2 separate regions of the Homo sapiens genome follow, and region 1 is linked to region 2. The links are chromatin loops, found by intact Hi-C in ENCODE. Cell type or tissue: breast epithelium. All regions are shown on one strand. Each heading gives the region's core, and the rest is flanking DNA. Links, peaks and the distances in the headings are about the cores only.

Evidence for each region. A loop is a pair of places that touch in the nucleus more often than their neighbours do. Peaks named below come from ENCODE experiments on the same cell type or tissue, not always from the same donor. Only the 100,000 strongest peaks of a DNase experiment are listed, where the experiment ranks them.
Region 1: a loop joins it to region 2, with 7 times the contacts of the local background. A loop is called at or near these places in 1 of 110 quality-filtered maps.

Annotation. Positions count from the first base shown.
Region 1 is chr15:93,178,048-93,180,955 of GRCh38, reverse strand. No RefSeq gene overlaps it. Among named protein-coding and RNA genes, the nearest start is that of RGMA, 90 kb to the right of the region's middle. RefSeq lists enhancers at 1-481, 482-1,020. In breast epithelium, for the core only: no CTCF peak of the experiment used is centred there; a DNase peak (open chromatin) is centred at 1,700.
Region 2 is chr15:93,276,155-93,279,062 of GRCh38, reverse strand. The region is part of intron 5 of LOC105370982 (a long non-coding RNA gene); the gene reads right to left. Among named protein-coding and RNA genes, the nearest start is that of RGMA, 190 kb to the right of the region's middle. RefSeq lists enhancers at 1-530, 531-1,413, 2,671-2,908. In breast epithelium, for the core only: no CTCF peak of the experiment used is centred there; no DNase peak of the experiment used is centred there.

The sequences.
Region 1 (2,908 bases), core at 190-2,689, 98 kb after region 2:
GGAAGGTGAGGACAGCAGGCATTGTTATTTTTCTCTTCCCCACGGTTGCCCACACTTCCTGATGCTTGGAGGTGGCCCATCTCAGGTTACCGCTTTGCCTGGGGAGCTGGTGCAGCCAGAGTTGCAGCCCAGGCCTCGGATTCCACATTCTCTCCTCTTTTCAAGGCACAGCAAGAGACTGGAGAGACCAGTGCCTTTGCTCGATGTGACAAGTTAATAAAGTGTCCTCCTCTCTGGGCTGTAGTGCCAGTGTCTCCGCCGTGGGAACCTGGCAGTGTCTCTCCTGGCAGCCTCCACAGGCCCAGTGTCATTCTGGGACTCAGCACAGGTCTTCTCCATTTCTGCACCTGTACATTGCAGGTCACACCTGAGGATAGGACGACCTGAGGGCTGAGTGAGCTGACACGGTGAAGAGCTGCCAGCGCCTGCCCCAGTGGGGACTCCCTATTCTGTTCCGCATGCACCCAGGACTCCCCTTGAACACAGCAGTCTCCCCCTGCCTGGGGGACGGTGGGTCAGGGCCAACACTGTGCAAGAAGCCGTGGGAAGCCACCTCCACCCGCAACAAGCAGCTCAAAGCATCAGCAAGTCAAGAGCGTGGTTTTTAACTACAACAGGCAGAGAGGAAAGAGATGGTGAGTGTAAGGCTCTCACTCCCAGGCATTTACCAGGGCTCTGTGGTGCATCTCTTCCTTAGCTCACTCCTGGCCAGGATGTTCTTCCCTGACCCTGTTGCAGGTCACTGACGTCCCCAACCATGAGGACTTGTGATGGGCCCAGTGGGAGGTCGCAGCCAGGCACTATGATTGGGGGACTGAGTGGCTCTGAAAGATGTACCCTTCTTTCCCTTTCAGCTCAGAAGCAGCAGCCCCAGCTCTCGGCAGCTGGCTCCCTGCAAGCTGCTGCACACACGGCAAACCTCCTCTCCACGCCCGGCCCAGTGTGGTTCCCCCAGCAGATCAGGCCTGGCTGCCTCCGTGTCCACACCCTGACCTGCGGCTGAGGCCCATTTCTGTCTCCCGCGGTGATCCTACCTCCCAGCACGCTCCCATGTAGCTGTTGATTGTTCTCCTTCCCTTCCTCCCTTCCTCCCATCCTTTCTCCCTCTTCCCTGTCTGTGAATGGCATTTCTGGAGTGTGAGAGAGGCCCGGGACCGCAGGTATGTTTCCTGTCTGCCCGTTCTAATCAAAGGCAGATGCCTGCGGTGCGTCTGGCCTCGCAGAAGCGGAGAACCCATCCTCGGAGAGGGGCCAGAGGAGAACTGTGTGCTCCTTTATAGCTGCATGCTCGGGTAAGGGCTCTCTTTTTGCCTTTTACTATTTTAACTTCAGAAAGGCTACCCATCCTGTCTGGGGCTCCTGCCCTGCCTAGGACAGTAAGGTGGTATAGAATCGTCATCAGCTGTGAGCCCAGATAGTCCTGAGTTCAAATCCTGTGCCATCATTTCTTAGCTTCCCCTACCTTTCGTCCTCTGGAAAAAGGGGATGCTAGGTGAGGGACGAGGGAACAGTACAGCCACCAGCCCTGGCTTGCTGTTGGAGGGATGAGGCGGCAGAGCCCGCAGAAAGGTGGATACTTCATAGTGCCAGCCACGTTCCCGCCCCACCCCACAGTGCCCGAACCTGCAGGCGAGGCTGTAACCACGAGGAAAGCATCAGGGACCCGGTCACTCGTGCTCATGGACGACCTGCCCCTCCCAAGTCAAAGGTCGTCGCAGGAGAGCTGCCCGGGAAAGGAAGCGAAACCTGGCATTGTTCCAACAACCTCTTAGGCCCTGAATTTCTGTTTCTTAACAAAGTCACTGTTAGATTGTGTTGAAAAATAAGATCTAGGCTAACTTCCTTCTTGGGTCTTGGGACACTTTCTTGCTGTTATATGATCAAGGTGGGGGCTGCATAACTATTCCCCGCTGCACATACTCCCTCCCTTCCCCCTCAACTCCCTCCTTCCCCAACGCCCCCCACCCAGTGCAATCTACTTACTGTCTCTCCCACAGTGTTCCCCTAACAGGTTCCTGCTGGCACAAAGGGTCCCACCTTTGAAGACCTTTGGGTTTAAATCCCAGCTCAGTTCCTAACCAGCTGTGTGACATAGGAAAGTTGCTTAACCTCTCTGAGTCTCAGGATCGCCATCTGCAAAATCAAAGGGCTGATGGCAACATCTTCTTCTCAGGACTCATGGAAAATTAAACGAGCGCTGCTTCCAAAGATGTTTGTGCAGGGTGGAAACTCAGCACAGGGTCGTGTCCATTTCACAGCCTTCCAAGGGCTGCAGCCTAAATGTCTCCAGCCACGGGAGAGGATGACAGCTGCCCTTCTGTGGCAGGCCTTGGAGTAAAACTCCCAAACCATCCCCAGCCAGCAGAGGCTGCCCAGCCCAGCCCCTCCAGCAGGGCGGCTCCATAGACTACAGGGCAATACGGCCCAGAGGCTGTCCCTGTCCACTCCTGTTGCGCCAAGCTGGCTCCGGGAGGGGCTGGTGACTGGGAAAGATGCTACAGACACAAGTTTGATTTTTCATTAAATCCTCTAAACATTGTGAAAGGAAAATAAATATTGGGACCCCAAAATCACTAAGCCAAAGGATAAAGTCAAGCTGGGAACTGCTTAGGGCAAACCTGCCTCCCATTCTATTGCTAAAAAAAAAAGATGGCTACTAAGATTCAAAAGCTACATACCTCCCTCACAAGGAATTTCCTTCTGGACAAATGACAGACAGAACTCAAAGTCATCCCTCTGCTCGCCGAGATAAATGCATATCTGATTGCCTCCTTTGGAAAGGCTCATCAGAAACTCAAAAGAGTTTCACTGGGCTCCGTGGCTCATGCTTGTAATCCCAGCACTTTGGGAGGCCAAGGTGGGCGGATCATGAGGTCAGGAGATCAAGACCATCCTGGCTAAAACGGTG
Region 2 (2,908 bases), core at 149-2,648:
TTTCCCTACCAGTGAAAGAACTGCCTCCCTCTCGCTGCCTGCCTCTCCAGCTCACTCCCTCTTCTGTCTATTAAAAAGAGATTGATCCTCCCCTCTCCATCTAAGTCACAGTCATGCAGTCGCAGTGGCTTTCTTCACCCACAACAGAGCAAAAGTAGCCAGGAAATCAAGTGATGTGTCCCCTTGGGGATGGAGAGAGGAGAAATATCACTCAAGCTGGGCCAGGAAATCAACAGGTTTGTGTCAGGCCTCTGAGCCCAAGTCAAGCCATCGCATCCCCTGTGACTTGCACGTATATGCCCAGATGGCCTGAAGTAACTGAAGAATCACAGAAGAAGTGAAAATGCCCTGCCCCACCTTAACTGATGACATTCCACCACAAAAGACGTGAAAATGGCCGGTCCTTGCCTTAACTGATGACATTACCTTGTGAAAGTCCTTTTCCTGGCTCATCCGGGCTCAAAAAGCTCCCCCACTGAGCACCTTGAGACCCCCACTCCTGCCCACCTGAGAACAAATCCCCTTTGACTGTAATTTTCCTTTATCTCCCCAAATCCTATAAAACCGCCCCACCCTTATCTCCCTTCGCTGACTCTGTTTTTGGACTCAGCCCGCCTGCAGCCAGGTGATTAAAAGCTTTATTGCTCACACAAAGCCTGTTTGGTGGTCTCTTCACTCCGACGCGCATGAAAGTTTCAAAGTGAGGGAAAGGACAACAATGTTTTCACTCTGAATTCCCCAAGGACTTCAAATGGCTATGGCTGGGGAGATTTCCTGACCTAGCCACCCTGACCCCTGAGAAATGGCTGTGTTCATGGCCTGGAGAGGTGAGTAACTGAAGGATCGCAGGCCATCAAGCACCAGGCCTGAAGCCAAGCTGCACAGCTGCCATGGGGAGGGCTGGCTGGCTTCTCCGCTCTTGCAGGCCCACGATGACGGCGATGGTGACAGGACTCACTGGGCCACACTGCACTTGTCTCGGGAGGACAGCACCATGCCACCAGGAGCCAAGGGCATGGAAAAATAACGTTCTCCAGTTAGCCTAAGGCAAATGGGAGTCTAGCATTATGCGTATTTTAAAAGATATGACCTTATTCTGTACCCCAAGCTGGTGAAGTGAGAAATATGGATTGTATAAGTTAATGTCTAGACTCCCATCAGAGTATTTTAAACCCCTTTAGCCTCCATGTATGACCAGAAAGGACTAGTCTGAATTTAAAAAAAAAAAAAAAAAAAAAACACTTTTCCTACACCACAAATTATTAGGTAATGGAATAAACCTTTTTTTTTTCAAAAGTAACTTTTAATTTTAGAATGGTTTGGATTTACAGAAAAACTGCCACAATAGTACAGAGAGTTCCCATATACCCATAAACCTCAAGCAATTTTCCCCTGCTAATAATATCTTCTGTTAGTATGGTACATTCATTACAATTAATGAACCAATAGCAATGTATTATTGTTATTATTAACTAACATCCATACTTTATTCAGATAGCCTTAGTTTCTACCAATGTCCCTCCACTCTTGCAGGATACCACCCTGGACACCACATCACATTTAGGCATTGCCTCCTTCAGCTCCTCTTGGCCCTGACGGCTTCCCAGAGTGTCTTTGGTTTTGATGGCTTTTCAAATGTGAGAGGTATTGATCAGGCATTCTGCAGACTCTCCCTTCATCGGGATTGCTCTGATGTTTTCCTGGTGATTAGACTTGGGCGAGGGATTTAGGGAGGAAGACCTCAGAGATGAAGAGCCATTCCCATCCCATCGTATCAGGGCATGTACAGTTAGCATGGTTCGTTGCTCTTAACCTTGACCACCTGATTGAGGTGGTGTTTGTCAGGTGTCTCCACCGTACTCCTTTGGAGTTCCTCCTTCCACACTGTACTCTCTGGATGGAAGTCCCGATGCACAGCCCACATGAAAGGAGAGAGGAGTTACGCTCCACCTCCTCGAGGGCGGAATATTGACATGAATTATTTGGATTTCTTCTCACCGGGAGGTTTGAAAGAGACTGTTTTCTTTTTTTTCTTTTTTCTTTCTTTTTTTTTTTTTTTTTTTTTTTGAGACAGAGCTTCGCTCTTGTTGCCCAGATTGCAATGGCGTGATCTCCGCTCACTGCAACCTCCACCTTCTGGGTTCAAGCGATTCTCCTGCCTCAGCCTCCTGAGTAGCTGGGATTACAGGCATGCACCTCCACGCCCAGCTCATTTTGTATTTTTATTAGAGACGGGGTTTCTCCACGTTGGTCAGGCTGGTTTCTAACTCCGGACCTCAGGTGATCCGCCTGCCTCGGCCTCCCAAAGTGCTGGGATTACAGGTGTGAGCCACTGCGCCAACCTGAAAGAGACTGTTTTCTAAATGTAAGCTGAAATGACTCGTTTCACATCTGCATTTTTAGTAAATAGGTGTTGGAGTATATCAGGGGCTCTCGAACAGTGTTCCACAAAGCTGTGAGGTTCCAAGAAGAAAGTTAGAGGCTTCGGGAGGAAGCAGGCAGTGAGCAGGGCTCCAGCCTCGGTGCTCAGATTACCCAGAGCCAAGAGGAGGCTGAGGAGACGTGACATCTAAATGCGATGTGAGATCCAGGGTGGGGATCCAGGGGATCCCAACTATTATTGGCTTCTATTTTAAGTATTCACATGAAATGGATTTTGCAGAAAATAATTTTGCTTGTAAAAAATAAGCTTGCAATACTCCGAAAGGTTGACTGTGAATGCCTCTACTACTTCCAGTTACCTACCTTCTAATAACATCACGAGATCACGTATTACTCATTAGATCCCATTTTTAAAAAGAAACAAAAATATTCTGTAGTAAAAGCTTTTGGGTTTTGTTCCCCTAATTTTTCCTGTGGAAAATACTGGGTAAAGTGAAAATCATCTTCAGATATGAAACCTGCAAGT